Linked DNA regions of Homo sapiens: all the other regions are linked to region 3. A link is a loop called in an ENCODE intact Hi-C map of the cell type or tissue named here. Cell type or tissue: PC-9. All regions are shown on one strand.

Region 1 (8,000 bases), 140 kb after region 3:
CATACCAGTGAGGTTTTGGCACTCAGAATACTAGGCCATTAGTAATTCTCCTGAAAGTGAAATTCATGTTTTTTGTGCCTTTCTGTTCAGATGCAGGTGGGCGTGGCTCTTGCATTTGGCAGTGGCTGTTATGTTACCTGAAAAAATAAATGACGAATTTATATATATACGTAACACTTATCTAGCATTCCCCCCATATTTCCTTATTAAATCCCCACACAGACCCTGAGGCAGGTACTAGCATCACCCGCTTTTTATAGAGAGGAAACGGAGGCTCTCAGAGCCCCTCCCCTCCTGTCCACAGAGCCACCAATCTGCATTACCTCTCCTCCCACGTCCCACCTTGCTGCTGAGAAATGAGCCCGCCCTGGGGATAACTGCCCAATGTCCTCCCTTCCAGTTCATGAGCGGCCCAGTTCTGTACCAGGAGAAGCTGCTGAAGCCGGCAGCTTTGCTGCTGGAGAAGGGTGCCGACCAGGAGGAAGACGAGGCCCTGCGGGTGCTGTCCCTGCGCGCCCTCGGCAACATGGCCCTGGGCGCCCCCAAGAAGGTACTGTGCCTGGCCCTGGGCCCAGGTCCCGGGAGCTGAGGGTGCAGGCCGGGTGCCCTGGTCAGCCTGGGAGGGAGGGTGCAGGCTGAGGGCTGCCCATGCCCCTCCAGGTGAAGCAGTACCGGAAGGTCTTGCTGGAGAAGTGCCTGGGCCCCCTGAGGGAGCCCGTGAGCAACAGCGTGACTGCCGAGGGCATGGAGGCCCTGACCAAGATCCTGGCTGAGCTCCGGGAAGGGGATGTGGGGTCCTCTTTCGACGCCATGTCTGAGCAGTGCAGGATCTTCTTCGACAACGTGAGTCCGATGAGAGCCTCCCTGAGCTTGCTCAGTGAAGGAGGGGCACTTCTCAGACCCTAAGGAAGAGATGGGCTCTAGAGCAGAAAAGAGCCGAGGCTCCTGCTGGGTGTCAGTTTAGCGACTGGCTGATCACGGGATCTTGTGAAGTAAAAGGTATTCTTCTAAGTTCCAGAGAATCAGTGCTGTCAAGTGACGGCTCCTGGGCCTCTGCAGCCCTGCTAGGAGGGAAGGGTCTCCCCCTTTTATTCCTTGCAGCTACAAATACCCCCAGGGCACCTGTGTCACCCTGGGCCTCTGCTAGGCAGGGCTGTGCACTCAGATCCTGCACAAGCCCTCACCCAGGGAAGAGGCGGGCACAAAGACCAGAGCAATGCCCAGCCCCTTGAGGGCTACGTGATCCCTGCCAAAGGAGAGACTACACCCTGACGGAATGATCCAGAAGGCTCTGCAGGGACCAAGGCATTGGGTATTCCTTGGAGAATGGCTGGGGTTTTGCTGGGCTTCCTGCTGCCTGCATGTCAGCCTGTGTCCATCCTGGCCACAGGAGAGCGAGCTGCTGCGTCTGAAAGCCTTCATCCTCTTTGGAAAGCTGGCAAGGGTGGTCGGGATGTCCAAGAAGCATTTCTTCAAAGGGGAGGTGAAGAAGGCCTGGATCCCCCTCATGCTGCACTCCCAGGACCCCTGCTCCAATGCAGCCCAAGTAAGATACATCCTGGGCTTTGTGTCCCAGTCTGGGGCCCGCTGTTCCCCGAGGAAACAGGTCCTTGGGTCTGCTGGCTCGGTGAGCTGCAAGCTTTTCTCTGCCTCAGTTGGTTTTCTCTGAGATCCCAGAGGCCACAGCCTGCTCCCTGCTGTCCTCCATCCCTCACACAGGCTGAGGAGAGAGGCCATCCGAGATGACCTGCAAAGCCACCTCACTAAGCAGTCTCAGCCCCGTGTCGGGGGACATGGTGTGGTGGCTGCCTATAGCCCTCCTCTGCCCAAACCCTTTCTTCTAGCAGATTCTGTAACTGGCAGGTCACTTTTGAGTATTAGGACTCAAAATACCCCAAAGTGGTCTTGTCCACTGCCTGCAGGCCCATGTTGGGATGGGAGCGGGCCTGGCTTCTCCCTCTCCACAGCCCAGCTCCTCTGTTGCTTTGGGGCAGGAGGAGAGGGAGAGACAGATTTGTTAGTAAATGTGCCTTCTCATTTGAGTTGCTGCCTCTCAGGCTAACCCCGGCTGGCTGGGGACCTCAGGATCCTCACTCCCTGCATGGCCCATGACCTTGACCGCCCTCTTCTCTCCCTAGTCTCTGCTTACAGACTTGGGGGGTGGGGTCAGGAAGTGGGGAGGTGGCTGATTTGGGGAGGTTCTGCCCCCGCCTAGTAAGCCTTGGGACGCAGCTGGCCTAACATGAAAGAAATGCAATGGTCATTTTCAGCAGGTGCCTTGGACTCCAGCTCTGGGGTCACAGGACAAGTACTGTCACTATGAGGGCAGCAGTTTCCAGGTGGGGTGGAGCGGGTGGCCCAGATGGCCTGGGTGGCCCAGGTGGGATGGCCCAGGTGGCCCAGGTGGGATGGCCCTGGTGGCCCAGGTGGGATGGCCCAGGTGGCCCTTACAGGCAGTGAGGGGGATTGAGATGCACACTCCCTAGACCTGGGCTTTGCACTCACCACCCCAGCTTCTGGACTTTGCCACATCCCTCTGCCACACCATCCCTGGCCACCCTGGGCACAAGGTGTCACTGCCCAGAGGCTCCTTTTCCTTGCCAGTCCTCACCACCCTCTGTCTTCAGCCCACACTGTTCTTCCATGTTTTATCGACAACTGTCCAGTGGGGTGGGGGGGCTTCAGGGAAGGAACCAGGGTGCACCCAGCAATGGTGACCGAGAGTGAGGAAAGGGCTACCGAGACAGAAGCATTTTGTCTTCCTGCCCTGCCGTCTCCAGAAGCTGTGGCCAGCAGGCTTGGTCACAGGCAGATGCTGGTGGACTGGGCCTGGGAGGTGAGGACACGTGCCCAGTCTTGCCTGCTCAAGCCCGGCTCCCGCCTCTGATCCCATGGAGGGCTGGGTCCCAGGCAGGGCTGCTGAGGGCACGAAGGTGCTGGCTGAGGGGGCGGGTGGGGCTGCATCTGCCCCCAAGGGGCTTTCTATAAATGTACCTGCAGCCATGTTCAAGCTGGCAGGGGCCCAGGTCCCAGGTGGCCTCCCAGGAGCCACCAGCCCTGCCTTTCTTTGGCTTGGTGAGGCTTTTCTGGGGCTGCCCTCTGGCTTCCTGCCAGCCTCACCCCTCTGGGGAACCACGTGGCCTGGCTGATGGCTCTGCTGCCGTCCTGTGTCCCTGCAGGCCTGTATGGCTACCATGTTTCAGTGTGTGCACTTCTGGGGCTGGAAGTCCCTGGAGCATCCCTCAGGGCCAAGTGATACCGCTACTGATGACAAGATGACCGTTTTCCAGACAACCATGTGCTCCATCCTGGTGAGGAAGCCAAAGGGGGAACCAGCCCGTCCCAGGTGGCCACACGCTGGCTTGGAGCTGGGGGGTCGAGATTGCCACAGCTCTTTCTTGGGGCCCTATGTTTACCTTCCACACATGCCATGTCGAGACCGGCACTGTGCAGCAGAAATAGAAGGCAAGTCATGTGCCTATTTCAGCTGTCTGATGTTTCTTTTAGTAGGCACATCCAGAAAAGTGCAGAGGTGAAACTAATTTTCATGTATTTTATTTCACTCAAATAACTAAAACATGATCATTTCAACATGTAATCAGTATAAAAACTATTATTGTGATATTTTACAATTTTTGGGGTACCATCTTAAAACCCAGGGGGCACTTTACCTTAATTCAGACCAGCCACACTTGAAGTGCTGCAGGGTTACACATGGCTTGTGGCTACCATGTTGGACAGCACAGGTTCTCTGGTCAGATGGGATATGAAAAATATAACTGGTGGCCAGTGGTCCTTCACTTGCCAGCTACTCACCTGCTGTGTGACGCTGGGATGGGCGCTTGCCCTCTCTGATGCATCTTGGTGATGGGAACACGCTTGATGAATGACAGCCCATTGTCAGGGTCTCATCCTCCAAAGCTGTGTGTATCACTTACTTTTTGCAGACTCGGAAAAAGCCGGCTGTTCTCTACCGCTTCTTGCTAGAAACAATGGCCTATGTTAAAAATAACTTGTCAAGAATCAGAATCGCTGCTTGCAACTTGGCAGGTGAGCAGAGAGACGTCTCCTGACTCAAGATAGACTTTGAAGGCCCTCTAGTCCACCCCGGCACTCGGGGGAAGGGTGGATCATGAGTGGGAGGCATGTGGCAAGCTGAGACCAGAGCTCAGGTCTAAGCCCTGCACTGTGCTTTCTATCCCGTTTTGATTTTGGCTTCCTCCCTGCCAACGTGGGCTCAACAAAATCTTTCATCAATGCTCTCATAACGTAAAGTAAGTAAACCACAGGACGACTTGCCTGCTGACCTAATACTCGCGTGATGAGCATTTCTTTGGCTATTGTTTTAGGAATTATTATGAAGCAGATGTCTACACATTATCTGAAAAAGCTGGACTTCCCAGCATTACGGAATTGTGAGTAGTGGAGAGTGTTAGATGTTGAGTCCACGACTCACCAACTCACTAGGGGAGCTTAGAGAAACTGCTTCAAGGGAAGAGCCAGAGGACCCTTTGCTGTGGGGTTTCGGGGGGGTGGGAGTGCAACCAGGGCAGAGAGATGCACCTGGGGAGGCCTTTCCAGGACGACAGCTATTGATGGGTGGAGTCCCTTTCATTCCCTGGGCTGTTTCTCCCATTCATAGCTTCTTATGAAATGCTTTTGGCCTGATGCTGCTATCAGGTTCTGTGGGTGATTTCTGTCCCTGTTAGGGTGGTTACTGAAGCCCTGAGAGCTATGATGTGTGTTGAAACAGCTCCACCTGCAGTCCTCTGCTTTCCCACACAGGAGTTTCCCCGTCTGCCCCTGCCCACCTTCTGCGGCCCTTGCCTGCCATCACTGCCCAGGGCATGCAGCATGTGGTCCTGACTGGGCGGGGCCTGAACCTTCCCTCTTTGTGTTCTCTCTCAGCCCTCCAGGAACTACAGCTGGACCCGGATCCCGGGGTCAGGAGGGCAGCCCTGGAGACGCTCACAGTCTTGGATAGCTGTAGTCAGCATGGGTTTCTGGCTTCACCCCAAGGAATGTCCTAGGTGGTCCAAACATAAGACGTAAACTGTCTTCTTAGTGCCAAATGCAAGCCCTTTTTAATTTAGTTTGTAAGAAGTTTAGTTTGTAGGAAAAACACTATTGTAAAATAACTAGTATCCTTTTGTTTCCTTCCGTTGAAATAAACCTCCACTGTCGTTGGAGTAGACTTGTGACTGTAAGGTGGTGACAGCCCAGAACCAAGACAATGAGGCAAAGGGAACTTTGGCCTTAATGAGCCACTTCATTTCCGATTTCCCCCCAAGTACGTTTGTCTGACAGCCCACTGGCCCAAAGGGTCGGAAACTAGCTTTGTGTCTTCACTCGGAGTTCATCCACACGCATGCTGACAGCGTGCCTAAGGCCAGGCACTGTGCCAAGCGGTGAGGGGAGGCCTAGAGTGTCCCATCTGTCTCCAGGGACTCTTCTTTTTTTTTTTTTTTTTTTTTTGAGATGGAGTCTTGCCCTGTCGCCCAGGCTGGAGTGTAGTGGCGCAATCTCGGCTCATTGCAACCTCCACCTCCTGGGTTCAAGTGATTCTCCTGCCTCAGCCCAGGTGCGCAGCACCACGCCCAGCTAATTTTTGTATTTTTAGTAGAGATGGGGTTTCACCATGTTGGCCAGGCTGGTCTCAAACTCCTGACCTCGTGATCCACCCACCTTGGCCTTCCAAAGTGTTGGGATTACAGGCGTGAGCCACCGTGCCAGGCCAGGACACTTCTTAAAGGGAAAGGCACCTAACCACAACACACATCAGAGGGAGGACTGCAGCCAGGGTGCAAGTGCTACAGTGGCACAGGAGGGTGGGTGTGCAAGTCTGGAGACAATCCAGAAAGGCCGCATGGAGGAACTGACATTTATTCCAGGCCCTTCCCTTTGCGACTTAAAGTTACCAAAGTTAAGTTTGGACTGTTGCAACTGGAGCCCAGTGAGGCCTGGAACAGAATTTGGCTGCTGGTCAAAAAGGAGAAATTAGCCCCATGTCTAAGAACATGTAGGGGAAGAGAGGGGCAGTGTGGGGAAGGCTTTTGCTATGCTCAGGCCATCAGAATAGTCTAGGTGTCCCCAGAGCAGGTAAACCAGGACTTCCAAACTGTTCCCAGTCCAACTGCCAAAGGAATTCACCATCCGGGGTCCCATCAACAGGAGAGAGCTGCTATGCTGTCCAAAATCCAACCCGTGCTAAAGCCTTCTCTGGAACAGTGGTCTTCAAACTGTTTTGTGGAGCAAATGGTGACTTGATTTCCTGCCCAGTGATAAAGAGTATTGCTGCTAAACAAGCTTGAACACCACTGATGCAGTGGGGAGAGTGCACCATTCGATAGAGTACAAGGAGGCAGCTGTACATCTGTACAATTGGCTCTCCTTCCATGCCTGTGCAGAAACATTTCCAGATGGTTTATAGACCTAAATGGAGAGAGCAAAATTTAAGACAGTACAGTATTTTTTTTATCCTGAGAGTATGGTAGTTTTTCTTTTAAAAGTAACAGCAGAAGCCAGAAAAAAGGAGGAAGTTATCTGCCTTAGTATGTTTAGCGTTGCTAAAACAGAATACCCAAGGCTGGGTAATTTATACAGAAAAGGTTTGTTTAGCTCCTAATTCTGGTGGCTGGAAAGTCCAAGAGCATGATGTTGGCATCTGCTTGGTTTCTGGTGAGGGCCTTGTGCTATCTCGAGACACAGTGGAAAAGCAGAAAGGTGAGTGGGCAGGTGCAAAGGCAACCCGCTCTCACAGAGAGTGAGAACTCACTCCTTCAAGAGGGCATTCATCTATTCATGGGGTGTCCACTCCCATGACCCAAAAACCTGCCACTAGGCCCCCACCCCCTAACAATTACATGTGCAATTAAATTTCAAGACAAATGGCATCCGAACCATAGCATTGTGTTAAAATGTAACTTCCATACAATAAAATAACACAAAGTTAAATGACAAATGATAGATGATAGAAGTTAAAAACTGGATTGTTTCATATCATTGGATCCAGAATACATCCAAATCAGGAAGAGGCAAATATAAAACCAGTGTCCTGAGGACATTTAAAAAACCAGGACTCCCAGGAAGACATGCTCAACAAGTCATCAAGAGAAAGCAAACTGTGAAGCAACACATCTTACACCTGCCAGAGCTCAGACTGGCAGCAACTGGCAGCGATAATGTGGGGAAAAGGTACCTCTTATATTGTGGGACATTGGGCAAACTGGGGCAGCCATTTGGGAGAGCAATTTGGCAATAACTATGGAAGTTCAAGGCACACCCATCCGTGACCTGTAATTTGCCTCTAGGTGTGTGTGTGCCACAGATAGTTGACAGTTATGCACAAGGATCACGGGTGGATTTTGCACCCGTCCGCAGACATCCAGGACAATAAACCACCTAGAGAACTCAAAGTGAGATGCCCACATCTATCAGCTCTTGTCATATTCAGTCTCTTGATGAAACAAAACTGTAGCATATGTACAGTATTAATTTACTCATATAGTTTGAAACAGAGAGACTATACCATATATAGTTTATGGGGCCCTTATTGGCAGATCTGTAAGTTGGCAAGACCCATGCCCAGATCCTTCCACCTCACCTTCCTCCACTGGATGACAGAACACCGGCCTTTCTGGCAGCCAGGCCTGGCCCGGGCAGCAAGGTTTCAGCTGTCTGCTGGGTGTGGGGGAAGGAGAGGCACAAGCAGTTCTGGGTTGCAGTGATGGTTTTCCTGAAGAGGAAAGGGTGGGTCGCGTTGTCCTTTAGGAAGCAGCAGGCCTGAGGGAAGGCTCTAGATCTGTAGGGGCCATTCTGGCCCTGGCTGAGCCTGAGCCAGCATTACACTGCCGGCCTGTTCTTTGAGGAAATGAGCCGTCTGTGAGGTCTGCAGCACCTGGCGAGGTTCTCGGCTCTCAGCAGCGTGCACCCTCCTTACTGACTCACAGGCTATGGATTGAATTATGATTAAGTCCTAGCCCCTGGCATGATGGTATTGG
Region 2 (8,000 bases), 280 kb before region 3:
CTGTTTGTTTAGATTATCAGTGGGGTTTGCATTTGTGAAATCTAAGCCATTTTCACCTTATGATTGTATGTGTTTGAAAAAGTATTTGTGTTGTTAACACTTGTTATACTTGTTAATTTTTATGAACAAGTGTAGCGTACTTGTTAATTGTCTTTATTTACAAATGGCAGAGAAAACAAAGTGGATAGTTGAGAGACTGTCATTGGATTATAGTAATTTAGTAAGGGAAAGAGTTCTTTGAGAAAAGACCTGGGGGGAAGATACATGGATTTGATTGAATTTTTTCCTAGGGTGCCTAGGCAGTGAATACTTTTTAGCCATCTTTACTCAGTATGCTTTTAAATGTGTCACGGTGTGATTGAGCCAAGTTCCGTCTGTCTGGTTTTTTTTTTTCCTTGAAAGTTACAAAAATGGTATCATTCTCTAGGAAATCATGTTAAAAAAAAATCCCACGTTCCCGTCCCAGAATAACCTGGTGTTTCACAGTACATAGTGGTAGGATCTTTTTATTTCCTTGAAACAACTTGTTATCAAATTAAGATAATTTCCTGCTCTGTGGTAGGGAGACTGCTGTTTATTGACCCAGTCCTTCCTCCTCACCACACAATTGAAGAACCTGGTTTGAAGTGTAAACCTAAAAAACATGTGATCCCCCCATACCGTTTTTTTTTTTTTTTTTTTTTTTTTTTTTAAGACAGGAGGAGGACTGTGGGAGTGGTTATCAGTAGATCTGTGCAGAAGGGTTGGCCCTGCAGACTGGGTCTGGTGTAGAATGTGCCCTGTGGGAGCTGCCTCCAGGCCTGTGGCTGGGTGTGTTAATCAGTGCTGGACTTCATACAGAAAAGTCGATGCTGTTTTCTTTTCTTTTTCTTTTTTTTAAATTTGGTAGAGATATGATCTCACCATGTTGTCCAGGCTGGTCAACATGATCCAATCCTCCTGCCTTGGCCTCCCAAAGTGCTGGGATTACAGGTGTGAGCCACTGTGCCTGGCCAATGCTGTTTTCTTTGTAGCTGAATTGTTCATTGGCTGCAAAGCTATAGAGGGTGGGTCAAGATAATTAGATGTTTGGAAAATAGTTAAGAGGGGGATTGGCTTCCACCCCATTCTTTGATTTTTTTTCTCTTTGAAGAAAGAGGGGGGGCTCAAGGGACACTGACCTTGGAGGCAGGAGCCTTGGGGTTTGTCCTGTGCCCGTCATTGACCGGGATCGCTTCCTTTTCTGTAAATCAAGGTCATGGGCGCAGCTGACTTGCCAAGGCTGTTGCCAGCTCTGCGCTGCCTTCTGAGGAACTTGATGGTTTGCTTCCTGTGAAAACTTGATGGTTTGCTTTAAGGTATCACTAGATACCTTGGGGTGATATCTAATCACACCAATGAAGAGATTGGGTATTTGTTTTTCCCAAATCCCTAAGTGCTGATTTCTCCAGGGCAGTACACAACCTCTTATCTTTAGCACTCACTTTGACTTGCATAAGTTTCCTGGCTTGGATGATAAGCTATATGGTCACCCTGCTTATTCAGAGAAAGGTTCATAGTGTTCTTTAATGACTATTCTAATACATGAAAACCATTTTTTGTGACTTGAGACATAATTGATGTACAATAAACTGCAGTATTTAAGGTGTACAGTTTGATAGTTTTTATACACACACACTTTCTCTCTCTCTCTCTCATAATTACACTGAAGCTGTCACCATAGTCAGGATAACATTTCCATCACCCTGAGAATTTCCTTGTAATCCTTCCTTCTCTGCCTCTTCACAGGCAAACATGGATGGATTTGTTTTCTGTCATTGTAGATTACTCTGCATTTTAAAAAGAATGCTATATAAATTGAGTAATGCAGCATGTACTACTTTTTTTTTTAATGTCTGGCTTCTTTCACTCAGCATAATGGTTTTGAGATTTTTCATGTTACGAATATCAGTAGTCCATTGTATGCATATTCCAGCATTTGTCTATTCTATTGGTGGGCATTTAGGTAGTTTCTAGTTTTGGGTTATTACTAATAAAACTATGAACATTTGTATACAAGTCTTTTGTGTGGACATATTTTCATTTCTCTTGGGTAAACACCTTGAAGTGGAATCGCTGGATCATATAGTAGGTATATGTTTAACTTCTTAAGAGGCTGCTAAACTGTTTTCTGAAGTGGTGATCCAATTTTATATTCCCACCAGCAGTGTATAGAGAGTTCCAGTTGCTCCACATCCTCACCAACACTTGGTGTGATCAGTCTTTTTAATTTTATGTGTCCTAATAGTTATGTAGTGTTACCCCATTGTGGCTTTAATTTCCATTTCCCTGATGACTAATGATGTCAACATCTTTTCATGTGTTTGTTGGTCATTTGTATGTCTTTTGTGAAATGTGTGCTAGGACATTTATCCATTTTTTTAATTGGGTTCTTATTGAGTTGTAAGACTTCTTTATGTATTTTGGATGTAAGTCCTTTGTCTGATACATGTGTTGTGAATGTTTTTCTCAGTCTGTGGCTTGTGTTTTCTTTAATGACACTTTTAGAACAGAAGTCTTTCTTTTTGGTGAAATTCAACTTATCAGTTTTTTAAATGGCTCATTCTTCTAGTATTCTATCCAGAAAACCCTTGTCTACCTCGGCTTGCAAAGATTTTCTTCTATAAGTTTTGTAGTTTTAGGTTTTACAGTTGGGATTATTATTGATGTTCTTCCCCCGACCCCCATATGGATATTCAGTTTTTGAGGCAGCGTTTATTGAAGATACATTCCATTCCTCATTTAATTACCTTTGCTGCCTTTTTTCAAAAGTCAATTAACCTTTTATTTTTGAGTCTCTTTCCAGATTTTCTATTTTGTTTTATTGAACTATATTATGTCTGCCTTTACTGAAATAATTCTACACTTTGTTGATTACTGTAGTTTTATAGGAAGTGTTGAAATTAGAGTCATCTTTGTTCTTTTCTAACATAGCTTTATTCTAAGTACTTAGCATTTTCATATAAATTTTAATATTAGTTTGTCAATTTCTATAAGTGAGGCCTGCTAGAATTTTGTTTGAGATTGTGTTAAATCTGTAGATCAATTTGGGGAGAATTGCTATCTTAATAACATTGAATCTTTAATGATGTTGAGTTTTCCAGTACATTAACACGATCTCTCTCTCTTTATTTAGGTGCTTTAAATTTATCTCAGCAGTGCTTTGTAGTTTTCAGTGTAGATGTCTTTAACGTCTTTTGTTAGATTCATTTCAATGTAATTTATGTTTTTATTTTTATTAACTAAATGGAATTTATAAACATTTTATATCTGTTTGCTGCTAATATATAAGAATACAGTGGATTTTGTGACCTTGCAAAATACTGCTTGTTTAATTCTAGTAGTCATTGTGTAGATTCCCTAGAAAGTTCTATATAAAGTTGTATCATTTGCAAATAGGGACAGCTTTACTTCTTCCTTTCTGACTCACATGCCTTTTATTTATTTTTCTTGCTTCATTGCAAAGGCTAAGATTCCAGTACAGTGTTGAATAGGAGTAGCGAAGGCAGGAATCCTTCCACCTTTTCCAGTCTTAACATGAAACAGTTCGGTTTTCATCATTAAATGTGATGTTAGCTGTAGGCTTTTTGTAGGTATCCTTTATCAGTTTGAGGATGTTCTTTACTTGATCGCTGACAGTTTTAATTATTAATGGGTGTTGAATTTTGTCAAATGCTTTTCTGCATTTATTGAAGTGAACACATGGTTTTTTTCTCCTTTATATTATTAAAAGGGCAAATTAAATTGGTTGATTTTCAAATTTAAGACAACTTTTCATTCTTGGGTTAAACCCTATTTGCTCATAATATGTTTTTTATTTATTGTTGGATTCAATTTGCCATTATTTTGTTAAGGATTGTTGCACCAATATTCATGAAGGTATTGATCTGTAATTTATTTCTCTCCCTTTCTTCCCTCATTTCTTCCTTTCTGCCTTTGTCAGGTTTTGGTACTTTAAAAAATAGAGAGTCAGGCCAGATGTGGTGGCTCACGTCCGTAATCCCTGCATTTTGGGAGGCCGAAGCAGGTGGATCACTTGAGGCTAGGAGTTCAAGACTGGCCTGGCCAACATGGTGAAACCTCATCCCTACTAAAAATACATATATATGTAGTGAGTCAGTGTTACCCCGCCTCTGTTTTCTGATAAAGTTTGTGTAAGCTTGGTGTTCTTTCTGAAATATTTGCTAGAGTTTACCAGTGAAATGATGTAGGTATGCAGTTTTTTTGGGGTAAAGTTTTTGATAATACCCTGTGATTTTTTTTTTTTAATGTTCAGATTTTTTGTTTCTTGTGTCTGCAGTGACATTTTCTGCATTCTCTTCCTTTTCCCTCTGATTTATGTCTGTTGGATGGAGAAGTAGAAACTTTATGAGAGAAGGGATATCATGGGGCTTGTTGATCTGTTTTCATCCCAGCGCCCCCGAACCATGCCTGGCACCAAATAGCCACACTGTAAATGCCTGTGGGGTTAATTGATTTGTTGTTGCTGTATCTCTATTCCTTGGCACCTCTGGGAAGCATTTTTGTCTCCCCCCGTCCACATGGGACCGTGTCGTCACTGTGCTGTGACGGGAGCTGGCTGAGTCAGGCTGGCAGGCTGTGGCTGCCCTGCATGCCGTGCCCTCCCACGGTGGCTCTTCAAATTCTTGGCTATGTGCCCAGCACTGGTACACAGACCCTCTGAGTCAGGGCTTGCCAATGGAAAAAATATTTTCAACCTTTTTTGGTCTTTTAAAATATTAAAACCTATAGTTGGAATTACTTCTTTTCATTTTTACAATGTACTTGAAGTATCAGAGGAATAAGGAAAGCCATTGTAAGCTTGGTTAGTGGAAAGGGATAAACCACCTCTGAGCATCCAAATAAAATTAGGAAGCGGGGGTTCTAGATGAGGGAGGACAATTCCAGGAGGCTCTTGACCTTGTATATGATTCCCTGACTGGGAATGTGGTCTGAGATGCCCTTTCCTGGACAGATTACAAATGACAGCCCCTGGAGCAAACACATGAATCAGCCAGGGAGTTAAAAAAGAACAGGGTAGTTTGGACTGGGCCTCTCTCTTTCAGGACATGACTGCTGTGGCTACAGACTGCATTCAGGTCCCCAGCATCTGGAAGGAGTCTGTGCCCACTTATCCTTTGCATCCTAAGGGGACTGGGTCTTTGTGCACCAGCAGCAGCCGTAGAGGTTGGGCTTGGGAATCAGGGGCTCCCTTATCAAAGCTGGGAAACTTAGAACAACAGCTGTGCCGCTCATGGACCTGTAGTCTCTCCTGTTAAGCAGAGTGCTGAGTTCATGTGATAGCAAACACAGCTCTGCCAGACCACAGGGTCACCAGGCAGGCACTCCATCCCTCCCTCCAGGGGGAGACCACGGCATGCCTTGGATGAGGTGACTTGGCCAACTGTCTTGTGGCCCCAGCTCCTGACATTACAATGTGATGACTGTGACACTTGGAAGAGAAATGTCTCAGGTATCGTGGTCCTGGGTCCTGTGGTACAGGACCTTGTCTCTGCGGTCCTGTACTTTTGCTTCACAATTAGAAGAATTGAAAGCTTCAGGTTGTTTCAGGTATGTTTTTTCAAGAAGTGCAATAGTAGTGTGTTTATAGATGTTTTCCTTAGAGTTAGTTTTGGGGGAGAGAAGATGACTGCCCTTCCATCCTGCAGGTGGATTGGCTGGGGAATGAGGCCATCTCTTTTCAGAGTGAGCAGTGAACCATTTTTGTCTGTACACTGACCTGGGGCTGATTTGGCATCCTGACCTTCCAGTCTGAGGGAGTTGGTAAGGGGCTGGAAGGGCCCATTCTTTGTGTGTGTGGGTATTTTTTAGAGACGGGGTCTTGCTGTGTTGCCTGGGCCGGTCTGGAGATCCTGAGTTCAAGCAATCCTCTTGCCTTGGCCTTCCGAGTAGCTGAGACTACAGGTACATGCTGGACCCACACTTTGGACTCTGTCCCTGCTGGCCTAGTTCTTTGCCAAGAGCAAAACTTGAGAGCACCCTCACACAGGTAACAGTTAGACCTTGTCAGGAGACATGGCTGTTTTCCCAGACAGCTGAGCTTTCAGACTAAAGCACAGAAAAGTTGGAGGACATGGGACTCCTTAGCCCACAAAAGAAACTCTATTTTAATTTTCCATGTGAAATAGGAGTAGGGTACGTTAGGGTAGGGCATCTTGGTTATGAGATGCCTGCAGCAAGTGCCATCAGGGTGGCTGCCAGCTGAGTCATCTCCCTCAAAGAGCTTTCCTGGAACCACTCTCCCCGGTGATGTCAGCTCCTTCACCTCCATTGCTGTCTCTAGCTGCAGGGGTGGTTGGAGACCCAGTATTTTAGCTAGGCCCTGCCAGAGGCCATTGGGATAGCAGGTCAATGGATGAAGGAGGTTGTATAGGCAAATGGGAGTAATTATCTCTGATCTTGATTTTTGTAGGAAATAGGCGTAGATTAAGGCATAGATAAATTTGAAAAGGCATAGATACATTAATTAATTAATTAGAGATGAGGTTTCACTCTGTCGCCCTGTCTGAAGTGCAATGGCGTGATCAAGGTTCATTGCAGCTTTGACCTCCTGGGCTCAAGTGATTCCCGCACCTTAGCCTACTGAGTAGCTGGGACCACAGGCAGGCACCACCATTCCCAGCTAATTTATAAATTTTTTTTGTAGAAACAGGGTCTCACTGTGTTGCCCAGGCTGGTCTTGAACACCTGGGCTCAAGGGATCCTCCTGCTTTGGCCTCCCAAAGCACTGATTGGCAGGCATGAGCTGCTGCGCCCAACCAGGCATAGATAAATTTAAAGACACCTTTTACTGTAGACAATTTGGAAAATAGAGAAAACCAGAGGGAAAAGAAAAAAAAGAATCTCTCAGTCCTACCACTTGATGTGTGAACCTCCAGTTTTCCCGGCTGCTTGTGTCCTGCCTTTTTTAAACACAATACGATGACATCAGTATGTCCCCCTTTCCCTCATTTATGTTTTATTGTGGTAGAATACTGTTTTATTGTGGTAGAATACACATAACATAAAATTTAGCATCTTAACCATTTTTAAGAGTACAGTATAAATATGCCCTTTTATAAATTACTTGTTTTTCCCTCCTCGTGTGGCTTTGTTTTCTGTGTGGTAGCCATTCTGTGGTTTACTTAACCACTCTAAGTATTGAACACACAAACAGGCTTGAATCAATTCATTTGAAAAGGTGTGGACAAGACTTTGTCCTAAGGGTGACACCTGGCCCAGCCAGCAGATGTGATTGTTCTGCCTTGGCCACCTTGCTCTGGGAAATTGTATTGCTTAGTCAGGTTGACCTTCAGTGACCAAAAAAGTGGATGGTAGTGTCAAGGGCTTCGGGTAGCTTATGAAACTCTTTTTCCTTCTCATCTTGTTACTTTCCTCTTGATACTTACTTGTTAACTACAGTGTTACTATAGACGCCTTTGGGTATATGCAGATTTACCATTAGTTAATCCCAGAGAAAAATGGATAAATTATGACAGCGTGGTGGCTGTCAGACTTAAGAATGCCAAAGCATTCCCGTTTCTCTCCCTCCACCCCATCCCTTCCAGACTTACTACCAGGGACCTTTGGTTTGCCTTTCCTTGTCACCAGGACTCCGAGGTCTTTCAGCTCCTTGTTTCTTCTGTTCAGTAGCTGAAGGATGCAGGTACTCTGCCCTCCTGCTGTGGTTTGTTTCTCTAGCGAGAAGTCCAGCAGCCCAGCTACTGAAAGCCAAGGTCACTAACGCAGGATGCAGTCAGCCCAGGAGGAGCACAGCCCTGGACATGAAGCTTCTGGTCTTACTTCTCCCACCTTCCTGCTACGGTGTGCATTGCAGCCGCAAGCTCTGCCTTGGAATTGCTTACTGTGTCTTAGTTCCTGTGTGCATTTTTTTATTTTTTATTTTTTTGAGACAGTCTTGCTCTGTCATCCAGGCTGGAGTGCAGTTGTGCGATCACAGCTCATTGCAACCTCTGCCTCCT
Region 3 (8,000 bases):
GAAAAAATTAGAAAAATATTTGTGACCTTGGATTTGGAAATGGTTTCTGAGATTTTTTTTTTTCTTGTACCAAAAGTACAAGAAACTAAAACAAGAAAAACAAGAGATAAATCTGACTTTATCAAAATGTTTTTATACAAAAGCTTTTGTATATCAAAGGATACTATCAAGAGAATGAAAAGACAACTCGTGTGGGCGCCCTTATTAAGGTGTGCAGATAAACACACGCATGCTTGACATGGAGGCTCTCCCATGAAACATCCTATTTTTTCCTTTCCTATGAAACTTTCTGAACAGGTGAGCCCAGGTGGAGCCTCCACCTGCGTTAGAACCTAACCTTTCCGTGGCTTTCTGAAATCCCTGGTTTCAGAAGTTAGTGTGGATTACTGCTGCTTTCTTTGACTGTCTCTCTCTCTCCTTCAATCTATCTTGATAATGTGATATCAAACATGATACACTACCTCTTTGGCCCACTCAGGATATTCTGGTGGTGCCCTCTGGCCTGCACCCTCCCACCGGCTATGAAGGTCAACCTCTTGCCTTCCCTAGCCTCACTGGCTTTATTTTATGCAACACTCCAACTCTCCTCTTTCCACCTCCCCTGTTACTTTTCCCTACCTATTTTATTCCTCTTTTCTATCTCCTTCCCCACCTATGTCTTTCCTTTCTGTCACTTTTTCTGCATGATTCCTGCCCCAGAGGGGTCAACAAGAAAGGGCATCCCACTGGCTGACTCATGCAGGGAAGCTGTCAGTAATTAATTAGCAAGGCAGGGAAGTTGTACCCCAAGTCTTGGTTTCAACACTAGAGGACTTTAGGAGGTGGTTCAATGTAGTGTTTGAGCACGCGGACCCTGGAGTCCTCCAAGCCTGATTTCATAAGTACTTCAGCTGTGACACTTGCGTAAACTTGGGTAAAAACTCAGCGTTATCTAGATTAAATATGATAATACATGCAGATGACTGGCATGTGGATATGAATCAGCAATACCCGTAATTGGGTGGGTGATATGCATTTTCCAGCACAATTATCTCCAACCTCCACAAGATTAATGATCTTAACCATGCATTCAGACTCTCTTCAGAACAACATGGTGAGATATCAATGTTGTCTTCTTGATGCAAGTTTCCCTTGAATGATTTAAACTTCAGATGGGTGGACTGTCTCCTTAGGGAGAATTTGCAAATTAAATATAATAAAAGCTAACATATATTGGAGGCTTACCGTGTACCAGGTGCTACCCTAAGTATTTACATGGAAGCTGGCATTATTGGCAGACCTATTTTTCAGATGATGAAACTGAGGCACAGAGGGGTTGAGTGACTTGCCCAAGGTTATGCCTCAAGTAAGTGGGGGAGCCAGAATTCAAGACCATACATTCTTTGTAAAAAAAAAAAAAAAAAAAAAAAAGGAAAGAAAAAAAGGCTGAGTGTGGTGGCTCACACATGTAATCACAGCACTTTAGGAGGCCAAGGCAGGAAGATCACTTAAGCCCAGGAGTTTGAGACCAGCCTGGACAACATAGGGAGACACTGTCTCTACAAAAAATGTTTTAAAAATTAGCTGGGCCTGGTGGCATATGCCTGTGGTCCCAGCTACTCAGGAGGCTGAGGTGGGAGGATCTCCTGTAAACCCAGGAGGTTAAGGCTGCAGTAAGCCATGACTATTCCACTCCACTCCAGCCTGGGTGATAGACTAAGACCTTGTCTCAAAATAAATAAATCAATAAATACATGAATAAATAAAATTTAAAAATTGATATGTAATTCATGTATCGTAAAATTCAGTGGTTTTCTGTGTGCTCCCAGATACAATCAACCATCACCAATATCTAATTCCAGATCATTTTCCTCACTCCAAAAAGAAACCCCATGCCCACTGGCAGTCACTCCTTATTTCTCCCCCTTCTTCTACCCCTCAGCACTAATTTACTTTCTGTCTGTATGGATTTGCCTATTCTGGGCATTTCATGGAAATGGAAGCCTTTATGACCGGCTTCTTTCACTTAGTTTTGTGGCTTATCCATGTTGTAGCATGAATCAGTATTTCATTCCTTTACATGGCCGAATATTCCATTGTATGGATTTACCGCATTTTTTTTATCCATTCATCAGTTGGTGGACATTTGGGTTGTTTCCCATTTTCAGCCATGAAAAATAATGTTGTTGTGAACATTTGTATACGATAAACCCTGATGTTCTAATTTTCGAGCCCATGTGCCTAACCTCTATACCTGACTGCCTCCCTGTGTTGACAGGAAACTTCTTGGGAAATGTCCTATCTCCATCCTTTTGGGAATGTCACATGCAGTGAAATGCGCCTAGAGTGGGTTTGACTTACATCACATGGTCTCTAATCCCTCAGCAAACATGAGTTCATCTTGTTTTGGTTGGTGTTACAGAATAACACCCTCAGCAAACATGAGTTCGTCTTGTTTTTGTTGGTGTTACAGAATAACATGCAGCTGGCTCTTTTTTAAAAAATTTAATATTAAACGTCCTTCATTGAACAAATATCTGTTGAGAGTCTTTGAGTGACTGGGATATGGCCATAATCAAATGAACATGGCTTTGCCATTCTAATGGAGAGGAAGGCATTGATTAGCTACAAACTGTGAAACATACTTTGAAAGAAAAGGATGTAAAGAGAGCTGATCATAGGGGGCCTTGCAGGATAAGGAGTGGCAATCTTGGGAGAAGTTGGGGGGATGGTGTGCCAAGCAGGGAAGATGGCAGGTGCAGCATGAAGCCAAATGTTTGGAATCATAGCATGTTCTTTCCCTTCATCCCTATGTCCCAGGGTCTCTTTACTTCATAAACATGGCCAAGTGGAAATCCTACTTTATGTCTCTTCTGTATAATCCCTTTGTCATGGCTTAACTTAGTGGCCTGTGCCCCTCCCCACTGCTCCTGGAACCACAACCCACATTGTTACAAGCCCCTGAAGGAAGTTATAAACACCTTATCTTCTACTAGGACAGGTGCCCCTGGAACTGTCTGGCTGGGCAAGCCATACTTACCTGCACTTCCCTATTCCATCTGTGAGTGATTCAGACTTGACTATTGTTATCATACTAAACTAAACTGGGGTTCACTCACCCAGCACAGTAAGACCAAACATCTACACTGAGATTTGCAATGGGAGAAAGGAAGGCATTTATGTGCAGGGCACAAAGCAAGGAGTGTTAGGAGGCTTATACTTGAGACCCAATCTCTCTAATGGCTTGCAAGTAAAGGTTTTTAAGAGCAAGGATACATTTTAGGAAAACAGAAGTTACAAGAAGAAATCGCAAATCAATACGCAGAGGTTACACATTGGTTTGGTCATGAGAAGTGAGGGCTTGCAGGTCATAGGTGAATTCAGAGATTTTCTGATTTGCAATTAGCTAAGGAAGAGAAGCTTGGTTTAAAATTCGGGGTTAGCAGAAAAGAATGTTTGCTCTTGCTCATGAGTGTGACTTCCTCCAAGAACAAAGAATGGCTGTCAGAGTTCAGTCGTTATTTCCCCTTATCTGAGGTCTGCCTGCCAAAGAATCCATTTGGTGGGAGTCCAGGTTTCTGAAAAACAACTCGGGGACATATGTTATGATGTGATCTGTAGTTTCTATAGGAAACCAAACATCTCTGGACTCTAACTTTCTTGGATATTGTTTTAGGCTACTATTACCTTCTTGCTTATCAAGTGCCTTATTTATTTCTCAGGGCCAGGTAGGTGCCTGGAATTTCCTTCGAAAGAACCCAAGATTTTCCTTTATTTCCATGCTTGGAGGAACCCACAGGCCCCTAAAAGGGATTCTCACTTCATCTCACCATTTTGGACCTTCCTCAAGATCTGGGCCCAGAGCATTCTGACTTCTGCAGCCCCACCTCACAGCCTATCAAATAGATTAAATTGCTCCTGCATCTTATGTCACATATGTCTTTGTAACTTGGTGAGCTAATCTGTAGTGGATTCATTGACATGTAGTTATGTTTTTATAGCCATTTCATAAAATATTCATAAATTCAATGTTTGCCATTTTAGTATTCTAGATTCAGCAAATTTCTTATTTTAAGTCTCAAACATTTTGCAGGTCCTTTGAAATCTTGCAGGTGGGTCCTGGCTCCATTACTTATGGGTCGTAGGTCATACAAGGGTCTGAAAGAGTTAGCACCTTAGAAGCAAACCTCTCCATAGGGTCCACGTTTCCAGACCTTCCTATTCCCAACATGAAATTACCTTCATGCACATCTTTGGGTCTCTCCTCTATTCAAAATGCCAGCTATCCTCCATTTACTTTTTGGGAAATCTGCTCTTGCCAACAGAGATTTGTTTTATCTTAGGATCTACTTCTTTCACCCCACTGGAATATGTCCCAAGCCTGAGTCATTCAGCCTGCAGCAATCCCTGAGAAAAAAAAAAAATCGGCCTTTGCCTGGACACTCAAGTGATACCTGAGGACACCTTGACTCCTACAGCACCAACCAGGGCAGGCCTGGGTCTCCAGCGGAGCTACTCTTTAGGGATCGTCATTATGACGAACAGACATGCCAGATTCCTCTGGCTAGTGTCCAGTGCAGACATACACACACACACACATACACACACACACACACACACACACCATTCTTAGTACAGTCAAAGCTCACAGGAGAAAGAAAAATGTTTTCTAATACCTTCTTAATTTGCAAGAAGGTGTTAGGAATTCAAGGGATGGTATGCATAGTGATGTTAGTTTCATTTCTTCAGCTCCTTCCTCCAACTCATGTTCTGTAGGGACTTCTGGGACTAAGAACAGGACCCACATATGAGCAACAGGATTTTCAGAGCAAGGCTGTGGTTGGAAGGGCTCAGACCAACGTCCACAGCAGAGTGGAGGTCTAGTATAAAGAATGTGAAGTTTGTAGCATCTCTTGATCCCGCTATTCCTACATGCTTGCTTAAGCCATTCTTCCTCTAGATGAACTGTTCTTTGAAGGAAACCTGCCTAATGTCTGCCTGCTCAAGAAGGTGGACCTGAGCTCTGTTCCCTTTGCAACCTTCCTGGAGTCTTATTGCTATCTAGATGAACTCAAAGCAAGATGCTGCCGCCCCCATGACTTTGATCATTGTAAGCTGCCAATCCTCTTGGGAGGCTGCTCCCAGCTTGGACTGAGCTGAGTCTTCGCATGCCTTGAACAATGAATTTGCATCCTGGTTATGTTCCCCATGGGGGCCAGCCCTGTCCTTGGAGTGGCCCCTCTAATCATGTTGCTCAGGCTTCTTCTCCCTTCCTGGGCCCCAGAACACCTCCGGTGCCAAACTTGTGGGTGGGAACAGGAACTCGCGTGCCAGCCAGGTGTGCATGACTAGCTCTGGGCAAGTCTGTTCTAGTAATTCAAGGTACCACCTCTCACTGGGACAGCCTAGTTTCTACACAGGTCTTGCTCTGGGACCGCCCTCAGCAGTGTGGTTAGCAGGCAGGGCCAGTGTGACCCTCCCTTTCTGGGCCTCAGTTGAGAAACCTGAAGCTCAGGAGAGGAGTCACTCCCCTGGCAGATGGGTGGCTGGGCCAGAAGCAGATACCAGGCTTTCTGACTCCTGCTCTAGGATTCTCACCACGTACTGGCTAGACTTATACTTCTCAAATCTTAATTTCCTAAAGGCAAGTAACAGTTTGAATGTTGTTATATTGTGATGTATAATAAGAAATATATGTTTGTCTTTGTTTCCTGGACACAGCTCCTGAAACCATAAGTGGTGGGAGCGATAAACGTGAACAAAGAATCTTTTGTTATTCAAAACAGATCCCTTTCGATCACACCTAAGTTTATGTAAAGGAGATGTAAAGTCTCTAAGGATGAGGGCTAGTTGCCAGGGAACAAAACCCTTGCGATTAGAGGGAAGAAAGGAGAGAGAGATTGAAGATTGATTTGATCACCGATGGGCAACAATCTAATCAATCATGCCTACTATGTATGGAAGCCTACATAAAAACTCAGAAGGGCAGGGTTCAGAGAGCTTTCAGGTTGCTGAAGGTGTGGAGGGTGGGGCACCCAGAGATGGCAGATGGGGCTCCATGGCCATACCCCCATATCTTGTTCTTTGTACTTTTTCCTCTGGCTATTCATCCGTATTGTTTGCAATATCCTTTGTAATAAACCAAACCTAGTAAATAAACTGTTTTCTTCAGTTCTGTGAGCCATTCTAGCAAATGATTGACTCCAAGAAAGAGGGTGTGTGAACCTCTGATTTTTGCCAAGTCAGACAGAAGTTGTGGGTAACCTGGGGACCTACTACTTGCAATTGGTGTCTGAAGTGAGGGCAGTCTTGTAGGACTGAGCCCTTAACCTGTGGGGTCCGTGCTAACTCAGAATTCAGTTCAGAATGGAATTGAATTGTAGGATACCCAGCTGGTGTTAGAGAATAGGTCCGTGTGCAAGAAAAATTCCCGCACATCATGGACATAACAGACAACGTCAATGATGAGGAATCCAGCAAGTTCGGGATAGAGAATTGGCAGGGGGTCCTCAGGGGTCTCTCCAAGTCATCTTCAAAGTGTTGCTATAACTTTTCAGAGAGGGAGAAGCAGACTTGTGGAGCTGAAGAGAAACACCCAGAAGCTCAGGTGAAAGCTGACACGGCCATAGTTGGTTCATATTAACCATGTGATTAAAATGGTTAAATATTAATTTGGGTTCTTACATATCAAAGGGTAAAATTCAGAGCAAGGGAGAGGTAGACAGGACCTGTGAAAAGCAGTGGTTAGTTTAGGGAAAATACCTAGGAGCCCTGTGATTTGGAGAGTGAAAACTCTTTATTACCGTTGTTACTTTAACTCTTTCCAGGATGGCCTGCCTCCTTCGCTCATTTCAGAGAATTTCTGCAGGGGTTTTCTTCTTAGCACTTTGGGGCATGGTTGTAGGTGACAAGCTGCTGGTGGTCCCTCAGGACGGAAGCCACTGGCTTAGTATGAAGGATATAGTTGAGGTTCTCAGTGACCGGGGTCATGAGATTGTAGTGGTGGTGCCTGAAGTTAATTTGCTTTTGAAAGAATCCAAATACTACACAAGAAAAATCTATCCAGTGCCGTATGACCAAGAAGAGCTGAAGAACCGTTACCAATCATTTGGAAACAATCACTTTGCTGAGCGATCATTCCTAACTGCTCCTCAGACAGAGTACAGGAATAACATGATTGTTATTGGCCTGTACTTCATCAACTGCCAGAGCCTCCTGCAGGACAGGGACACCCTGAACTTCTTTAAGGAGAGCAAGTTTGATGCTCTTTTCACAGACCCAGCCTTACCCTGTGGGGTGATCCTGGCTGAGTATTTGGGCCTACCATCTGTGTACCTCTTCAGGGGTTTTCCGTGTTCCCTGGAGCATACATTCAGCAGAAGCCCAGACCCTGTGTCCTACATTCCCAGGTGCTACACAAAGTTTTCAGACCACATGACTTTTTCCCAACGAGTGGCCAACTTCCTTGTTAATTTGTTGGAGCCCTATCTATTTTATTGTCTGTTTTCAAAGTATGAAGAACTCGCATCAGCTGTCCTCAAGAGAGATGTGGATATAATCACCTTATATCAGAAGGTCTCTGTTTGGCTGTTAAGATATGACTTTGTGCTTGAATATCCTAGGCCGGTCATGCCCAACATGGTCTTCATTGGAGGTATCAACTGTAAGAAGAGGAAAGACTTGTCTCAGGTTGGTGGGTTTATTTCTTTTGGACTGCCTTGTTTCTTCCAGGCTCTGTCCTCCCTCACTCATTTGGCTCCTTGAGCCGACTGTCCCTTGGAGGATTTCCTGGAGAAACGGTGGGGGGAAGTGATACCCGGCTCGGAGCAGCGGGAACACATAGGAGACCTGAGGCTGAAGTGATACAGAGGCATTCGGATGAAGACAGGGCTCATGCTTGGCAAGAGTAGGAGATTTGCTTAGTTGGATAATCTGGGACAGTCACATACTCATTGAATGAGCCTTAGAAATGTCCCAGTTCAAACAGAGGTGAAGGCTTGACTAAGGGAACAGGTCCAGGT
Region 4 (8,000 bases), 340 kb before region 3:
GTGGCTCATGCCTGTAATCCCAGGACTTTGGGAGGCCGAGGCGGGCGGATCATGAGGTCAGGAGTTCAAGACCAGCCTGGCCAACATGGAGAAACCCCGTTTCTACTAAAAATACAAAAAATTAGCTGGGCATAGTGACAGGTGCCTGTAATCGCAGCTACTCAGGAGGCTGAGGCAGGAGAATCGCTGGAACCCAAGAGGTGGAGGTTGTAGTGAGCCCAGACTGTGCCATTGCATTCCAGCCTGGGCAACAGAGCGAGACTCCATCTCAAAAAGAAAAAAAAAAAGAAATTTTCATTGAGAGACTTGCACATTCACATGCAGTTGTAAGGGGTAATACGGAGAGACCCCAGGAACGCTTTACCCAACTTCCTCCAGTGGCAACATCATGTAAAGCTACAGTACAATATCCCAGCGGGGTATCGACGTGGGTCCAGTCTGCTCATCTGACTGAGATCTCCACAACTGGATTTGTACTAGTGTGTGTATTCAGTTCTCTGCAATTTTGTCACATGTGTGGTTAATTCCTTTTTAGGGTGTCTGTTTTCCTACTCCTTTAACATTTAAAAAACCTTTCTTCCTTCCAGTTTCATTTCACAGGACTGAGTCGCATTTACTGATCTTTGAGGAGTAGGGCAGGTGCGGGGTGGGAGTTGGGGACATTTGGAAATGTGTATGGTGGTTTTTGGTTTTCACATGCTTGGGGACCAGAAGCTCTATGTCACATGCAGTGGAGAAATGTGCTGCTCCAAATGACAATCATGACCCTAGTTCAGGGTAAAAATTGGATGATTCCCATGTTTTCAAGTTTCCCTTTTATATTCTCCAATGTGAAGTGGTTCTTTCTGACAGGAGTTGCGCCTCTTCACTGACGTGTCACAAAGAAGAATTAGGTTGGACGTGAAGTGTGTTATTACTGCCATCTTGATATGCCCTCAAGGTGGGGTAGACTCAGGGAGCAGGCTGTCGTTAGAGATGATTCATAGTGTGACTCATTCAATAAAGAGGCACCGGAGGGAATGTGCTCTTCCAGGCCACCGCTTTGGGGGAGTTGATGTCTCAGCCCTTCCTGAGATCTCCAGGGGAACAGCGCTGTGCGCTCACCAGGAGAACAAAAAAGCTGCTTCATCATCAAAGAACATTTATGCCAGTTTTCTTTGCTTTAAGAATATAATTCTTACCAAGCCTAATCCTCTTTTTTTAAAATACACTTTTTATTTTGAGTAGTTTTAGATCTACAGAAAAGTTGCAAAGATGTTATACTGAGGTCCCCCACACCCAAAACCCCCTATTATTAACCCTTACATGAGTAGGGTACATTTGCCACACTGAGTGACTCAAATGTTGTTTCCAGTAAAATATACTTATTTCTTTCCAACTTTTATTTTAGGTCCAGGGGGTACATGTGCAGGTTTTTTACATGGGTAAATTGCATGTCATGGCGGTTTGGTGTACAGATAGATACTTTTGTCACCCAAGTAATCAGCACAATAATCCCCGATAGGTAGTTCTTCAATCCTCACCCTCCTCCTACCCGGGAATCAATATTGATGCATTATTATTAAACTAAAGCCCCATACTTAATTCTGATGTCCTCAGCTTTTACCTAATGTCCTTTTTCTGTTCTGGGATCCCATCTAGGAACCCACGTGACGTTTAGTCATCATGTCTCCTTGGCTCCTCTTGTCTGTGACAATCTCAGTACTTTCTGGTAATTGCAGATTTCCTCCTCTCCAGCCACGGTTTCTGCTTCTTAACCGTCACGTTCATGCCCTTGCCTCCTTGACTCTAAAATGATGAGTTCTGGGGCCTGGATGTCCCCTGAGCTCCTAACAGGTGTAGGCAACAGCATTTATTATTATTATTATTATTATTATTATTTTTGAGACGGAGTCTCGCTCTGTTGCCCAGGCTGGAGTGCAGTGACACAATCTCGGCTCACTGCAACCTCTGTCTCCGGGGTTCAAGTGATTCTCCTGCCTCAGCCTCCCGAGTAGCTGGAACTACAAGCGCCCGCCACCACGCCAGGCTAATTTTTTGTATTTTTAGTAGAGACGTGGTTTCACCGTGTTAGCCAGGATGGTCTCGATCTCCTGACCTCGTGATCCGCCTGCCTCAGCCTCCCAAAGTGCTGGGATTACAGGCGTGAGCCACCGCGCCCGGCCGGCAACAGCATTTTAATGGCCTCCCTATTTCTAGTCTTCTCTCCTATGGATCATTCTCTGCCCAGACACATGAGTTCCTCTGCTTTCCCAAACCCCCTTGCCAGCTCCAGTGCCCACGGGACTGAAGTCCTTGCCTCAGAGCAGGGCCGGGAGGCTACTCTGCATCCTGGCGCCGCTGCTCACCTCCCTGCCTCCCGCACCCGCCTTGCTACCGGCTTCACCAAAATCCCTCGTCACCCGCTCTGCTCACCTGGTAGGGGTAGTCTCCCCGTTTTTGCGTTTTCCTGGGAAACTCCCTTCATATCTGACCTCTCCATTCCAATCCCAAACCCTGCTCAGGTCACCCGGCTCCCCCGCGGAATGAAGGAATGAACTGTTTCTTCCCCTGTGCGTCCCCGCCCCTCCTCCGCCTTGCACACTCCTCCAGGGTTTTGCCTCTGTGTATCACTCCACATGTAGTTAATTGATAGAAAAGTCCCAACCCTGTGGGGAGGCTGGAGCCCTTTGTGCCTGCATGAGTTCCCTAGGGCTGCCAGAGCACTGCACCATAGGCCGGGCGGCTTCCACCACAGGAATTGACGCTCTCGGTTCTGGTGGCTGGAAGTGCGAGATCACGGTGTCGGCAGGGGGAGTTCCATCGGAGGCCTTTCTCCTTGGCTTGTAGATGCCATCTTCTCCCTGTGTCTTCACATGGGCTGCCCTCTGTGTGTGTCTGTGTCCTCATCTCCTCTTTTTATGAGGACGCCAGTCATACCGGATTAGGGATCACCCCTGTGACCTCATTTTAACTTCATTACCTTTTTAAAAACCTTAACTCCAAATGCAGTCACATGCTGAGGTACTGGGGGTTAGGACTTCAACATATGAATTACGGGAGGACACAGTTCAGCATGCGACTGTGCTGCAGAACTTTCTGGGGGGACGGGGGAAGTGTTTTATATTTGTGCTATCCAGCGTGGCAGCTGCTAAGCCACATGCGGCTACTGAGTCCCTGAAATGTGGCTCCTGTGGCTGAGGAACGGAATGCTGAATTCTAACTAATTGAAATTTAAGTAGCCACATGTGGCTAGTGGCTATAGTACCCTGGGGCACCATGGGGCCTTCGGCCTGTCCCGGACTGTTCCTGCCTTAGGCCTTGTCCTCCTCTGTCCTGGCCGTGAGCCCATGCCCCTGGCCGTGTCCCCATGCCAGATGCCACTCTGCAGCCCCAGGTCACTGCCCAGGGCGGCGCGGCCAGCGAATGCCTATTGGCAGGCGAGGTCTCTAGCGGCAGCCCTTTGACAGGGAGAGGGCACACCTGGGCAGTCCCTTACTGATTTGCCCCTCAGAGCAGGGCAGACAGATGGACAGCATTTCCTCTGGGTGGCACCAAGCCCTGCTCCACCTGGATGGCACCAAAAACTTAGCTGATCTCATCTCCAGCTTCGCTTCCTCCTCTTCTGCCCAGAGCAGCGCTGGACCCCACCCGCCCACCATCCAGCAGCCCCCCTGGGAAACATGGGACTCGTTCTGGTCACCTCTGTCTCCCTCCAGTCGCTGGTCACTCCCCACCTGGATCTCAGTCCACGTCTCTATCTCTCAGCCCCTCGGTAATCCAGGGCGTCCACCTGCCCTGATAACTTCAAAGCCCGGATCACAGGCCCCAGCGTGGTGACCCAGCCCCGCCCAGGGTTAAATCCCTCAAGGGCTTCCTGCTGCCTTCCATCCCCTTATCTGGTTTCCAAAGCCCGCTTCGACCTGCCCGCCCCGAGGCTCATATCTTAATGCCATTTTCCTTGCTCTAAGCACCAGCTTCCCTTTCTTCCCCCGTCTTCGCCCAACACTCGTTCTTTCTTGCCTCCAGGCCTTTGCACAAATCTGGTCTCTGCCTAGAACATGGTTCCCTCTCTAGTCACAACTCCTGCTCACATTTTCCATCTCTCCTTAAGAACCGTTTTCTCCAGGAAGCCTTCCCAGATGGAGCGGTGCATCCCAGCTCTGGCGTCCCGAGGCCCGTCCCAGTACCGGGGTCTCTTTCCAGCACGCGCGCGCGCATTCGAGCTCGCCCCAAACTCGGCCACACAAGGCTGGGCAGGACAGACACAGCCCCAGCCTGCCTGAGGTTACCTACATTCTGATGCGGAAGAGTAGAGATGTTTTAAGAAGTGAATATAGAAACAAGAACACAAACGGCGTTCCAGAAATAACACACAGAAGCCACGGCCCGGAGAGGTGGGCGGGGGGCCCGGGACGCTTCAGGTGGGGGCGGGGAGGGGCCGCGCGGCGCCGTCTGCAGCTGCGCGCATGGCCGGCAGGGGGCGCGGCGGGGAGAGGCGGGAGGCCGCCCCCACCGCCCCCGGCCCGGCCCGCCCTCGGCCCCGCCCCTCCCGCCGGCCCCGCCCCGCCCCCGCCCGCGGTGCGCGCGCTGGCCCGGCAGCATGGCGGCGGCGGCGGGCGCCCCTCCGCCGGGTCCCCCGCAACCGCCTCCGCCGCCGCCGCCCGAGGAGTCGTCCGACAGCGAGCCCGAGGCGGAGCCCGGCTCCCCACAGAAGCTCATCCGCAAGGTGTCCACGTCGGGTCAGATCCGACAGAAGGTGAGCCCGCGGCGCGGCGGCCCGGGCGCGCGCCCCTCACGCCGCGGCAGCCCCGGCCGAGGCCCGTGGCCCTGCCCGAGCGGCCGCCCAGGCCCGGCTCGGCCCGGCCCGGGGTCCCGCGGGCGTCACCGCCCCTGTCGAGCGTGCCCCGCCGCTGTAACGGGCCGGCGCCCCGGGCGGAGCGCGCGGCCCCCGACGGACGGCGGGCGGCTGTGGGGCCGGGCGGGGGGCGCGCAGGTGGGCGCCCCGGGCGCCGCGCGCTGGGCGGGGGGCGCGCGCCGAGTTGGGCCGCGAGGACCCGGAGGAAACTGAGGCCTAGATGCAGGGGACTGCGCTCGTGCCACCGAGCGGGTCCCACGCGGGGGCTCCCGGCTGCGCCCCGCGGGCGTCCGCGGTCCCCAAACCCCGGTTCTGCACGTTTCTCAGGAGCGGTCGGGTGGTGTCCCGCGAGTGCCCTGCAGACTTCCCTGTGGTGCCCTCAGAAGTCCGCTCGGACCCGGGTGCGAGGGATCACCCCTTCACCCCTTCATCCCAAAAGGGAAGGAAGGGATGCGCGTTCAGTGACCGTCTCTCTCAGCAAAGCCGGGACCGCGCACCCGCTTGGCACCCAACTCTCCACGGAGAACTCCTGACGCTAAATGTTAGATAAAGACGCACGTCCTTTTTGCAGGAGGAAAGTTGCACCGTTTGTTTTCCCATTGTGCTTCCTATTGAAAACAGCTTACGGTTTTTGCTCCAGGTGAGCCCGCCCGGTTAGAACACTGCTTCCTCAGGCAGGTGGCTGGACAGGTGGCTGCGAGCAGGCTGGGTCCCTGGGGCAGCTCTGGCAGATCCGGTTGGCACGGACTTTCTCCTCCTGCTGCAGTGCGCTTTTCCTCCGGGGCGGATTAGGTTCAGCCGTTCCCTTCACCGTGGGAGCCTTCTCTTCTGTCAGCCTTTGATACCTGCGATGGGGGAACCTGAGGTCCTAACATGTTACAAACAGGTTTGTTGTGAAGTGCTCCAGTTATTCAGCAAATAGGTACCGAACACCTGCTTTGTTCCGGGTATAACAGTAGCAGTAGTGATGATAATGATAGCAATAGCAAATAACAATTCTTTAATAAGCCTTCTATGTGCCAGGCACTTTCTTGGGTTAGCTTTACAGCACTTGACATGGTTAGTTTATTAGTACTGGTGAGAACCCAATAAGTTGGATGCTATCATCTCCGTCTTTTGGAATTGGAATAGAAATAGAATCAAGGTTAAATGACTTGCCCAGGGTGTCACAGGTCGTAAATGTGGATGTGTGTTGGAACCATGGTCAGGACCGTAAGATGGAAGGCAGTTTCTACACCTAGGGATTCTCAGTCTAGTTGGGAGATGGACGCCTGTGCACCTGACATGACAACATTGTAAGTGCCGCGGAAACTCGGGGCAGAGACCTGCCCTGGGGAGGCAGGAGTGGTTTCCTTTAAGGTGAGATCTTGAGGGATAAAGAATTCACCAGGCTAAGTGGGTAAGAAATGGCCTTCTACATATTTGAACCTTGCGTCTAGAGCTTTAGGCACAACTGCGAAATGATCAGAAGTTGGGCCAGAGGTGGATCACGTTGATTAGACTTATTAGTTGGAAGGGTTGGTTAGGGCTGAATTTCGAAGGGGTGGTCCTTTGAGGGGTTTGCTTTTTGGCCTTGGGCAAGAGGTGGCCACAGAGGATTGTTCAAAGTATGGGGGTGATGGATCAGATGTGCTTTTGGGAAGATCTCCACATAGCCCTAAATGATACTGATAGGAGTTGCTTTCTCCTGTTGCCCAGGCAAGGTACTGACCAGTGTGGGGTAGATCATGTGATTTACAAGGTTGATTAAGATCAAGATTGTGTTGAGAGAGATTTGATTCCTGGGAGATTCCAGTGTTTAGAATTTTGTTGGTTAGGAGGTGTTTTTGCTTTCCTTCTTTTTTCTCCTAAAACAATAGCTGCTATACCAGCTGTTCTGGTTGAGGAGGAGTGATGGGTAGACTGTTAAAAATACACCCCGAGGACTTAGAGTTTCTGAATACAGTCACATCTGCTGTACAGATAGCTTAAGGCTGATTTTTCTTCTGAGTTGTTAAGAGATTGTCAGAATGTGGGAATGCGAGGTTGACTGTATGTAATAGCTCCATTTTTTTTTTTTCCAGCAGATAAGCCATTCACAAAATTCCTCTGGTATCTATGGTACATAATAGAAACATCAAAAATGGTATGGGGTAGCAGTCTGAGTCTAAAAAGAAAAACAGAACTCACCTTAAGTATTTGGAACAGAAGGAATGTAATCTAGGGGAGTGGTCACACAGGTGATGTGAGAACTGAGAATGCAGGCTGCAATGAGGCAAGCCGGAGATGAGGCAACAAGCAGGAAACTGCTGCCACCCCTAAGTTGGAGGGTGAAGGAAGGAGATGGCATTTCAGACTCCAGGGACAGCTGTCACCCACCAAAAACTGGGGTCACAAGGGGTCCATCTGGCAGTGGCTGGAGCCTTGCAAGGGCACAGCTGCTGCTGCGGATGTACTGTTCCCCTCCTGCCTGGGAACCCTGGCCTTGCTGGGGTCACCTCCTCCACAACTTGGACTGGAGCAGAAGGACAAAGAATGGATCTGAGGACAAGCTGGCCCAGGACCAGAACTGTATGTATGTCAGGCTTTTAAAATATTAGTCTAGTGCAAGTCAGAGCTGTCTTAATGAAGAGAAAAACAAAAGAGAATGTCTTAGGGCAGTGCTCCTCAAATTTTAATGTGCAGACACATCTCCTAGGGATCCTGTTAAAATGATGATTATGGTTGAGTAGGTCTAGGGTGGGTGGGGCCTTAGAATGTGCATTTCTTTTTCTTTCTTTCTTTCTTTTTTTTTTTTTTTTTTGAGACAAGGTCTCACTTTGTCACCCAGGCTGGAGTGCAGTGGTGCGATCTCAGCTACGGCAACCTTTGCCTCCTGGGCTTAAGTGATTTTCCTGCCTCAGCCTCCCAAGTAGCTGGGACTACAGGCAAATGCCACCATGCTGGCTAATTTTTGTATTTTGTTGTAGAGATGGAGTTTCCCCATGTTCCCCAGGCTGGTCTCAAACTCCTGAGCTCAAGTAATACACCCACCTCAGCCTCCCAAAGTGCTGGGATTATAAGCTTGAGCCAATGCACCTGGCAGAATATGCATTTCTAACAAGCTCCCAGAAGATGCTGATGCTGCTGGTCCATGGACCAGACTTTGAAAAACAAGACCTTATGGCACACATGTAAAGAGAAG

What was found. Peaks named below come from ENCODE experiments on the same cell type or tissue, not always from the same donor. Only the 100,000 strongest peaks of a DNase experiment are listed, where the experiment ranks them.
Region 1: a loop joins it to region 3, with 4 times the contacts of the local background. A loop is called at or near these places in 2 of 110 quality-filtered maps.
Region 2: a loop joins it to region 3, with 3.0 times the contacts of the local background. A loop is called at or near these places in 2 of 110 quality-filtered maps.
Region 4: it touches region 3 in a loop (5-fold over the local background); 2 of 110 quality-filtered maps call a loop at or near these places.

Annotation. Positions count from the first base shown.
Region 1 is chr2:233,828,230-233,836,229 of GRCh38, forward strand. MROH2A (maestro heat like repeat family member 2A) reads left to right here. Exons shown (of 42, transcript NM_001394639.1): 36 at 401-550; 37 at 661-843; 38 at 1,391-1,546; 39 at 3,180-3,311; 40 at 3,948-4,050; 41 at 4,350-4,415; 42 at 4,909-5,189. The coding sequence ends at 5,030. Among named protein-coding and RNA genes, the nearest start is that of HJURP, 22 kb to the right of the region's middle. In PC-9, CTCF peaks have their summits at 4,797 (motif pointing left) and 4,999; a DNase peak (open chromatin) is centred at 4,722; H3K27ac peaks cover 736 bases.
Region 2 is chr2:233,409,126-233,417,125 of GRCh38, forward strand. The region is part of intron 3 of DGKD (diacylglycerol kinase delta); the gene reads left to right. Among named protein-coding and RNA genes, the nearest start is that of DGKD, 59 kb to the left of the region's middle. In PC-9, no CTCF peak of the experiment used is centred here; DNase peaks (open chromatin) are centred at 4,146, 4,626, 5,416, 6,236 and 1 weaker place; H3K4me3 peaks cover 770 bases; H3K27ac peaks cover 3,961 bases.
Region 3 is chr2:233,686,198-233,694,197 of GRCh38, forward strand. All of the region lies in intron 1 of UGT1A8 (UDP glucuronosyltransferase family 1 member A8), which reads left to right. All of the region lies in intron 1 of UGT1A10 (UDP glucuronosyltransferase family 1 member A10), which reads left to right. The region is part of intron 1 of UGT1A9 (UDP glucuronosyltransferase family 1 member A9); the gene reads left to right. The region is part of intron 1 of UGT1A7 (UDP glucuronosyltransferase family 1 member A7); the gene reads left to right. It also overlaps UGT1A6 and UGT1A. RefSeq lists enhancers at 4,831-5,438, 5,439-6,045. In PC-9, no CTCF peak of the experiment used is centred here; DNase peaks (open chromatin) are centred at 3,464, 4,474, 5,394, 7,826 and 1 weaker place; H3K4me3 peaks cover 4,312 bases; H3K27ac peaks cover 5,959 bases.
Region 4 is chr2:233,349,937-233,357,936 of GRCh38, forward strand. DGKD (diacylglycerol kinase delta) reads left to right here and starts at 4,558. Exons shown (of 30, transcript NM_152879.3): 1 at 4,558-4,738. The coding sequence starts at 4,583. RefSeq lists enhancers at 4,008-4,067, 4,208-4,257 and a silencer at 4,508-4,747. In PC-9, CTCF peaks have their summits at 884, 4,272 and 4,476 (motif pointing right); DNase peaks (open chromatin) are centred at 985, 3,865 and 7,055; H3K4me3 peaks cover 3,950 bases; H3K27ac peaks cover 4,671 bases.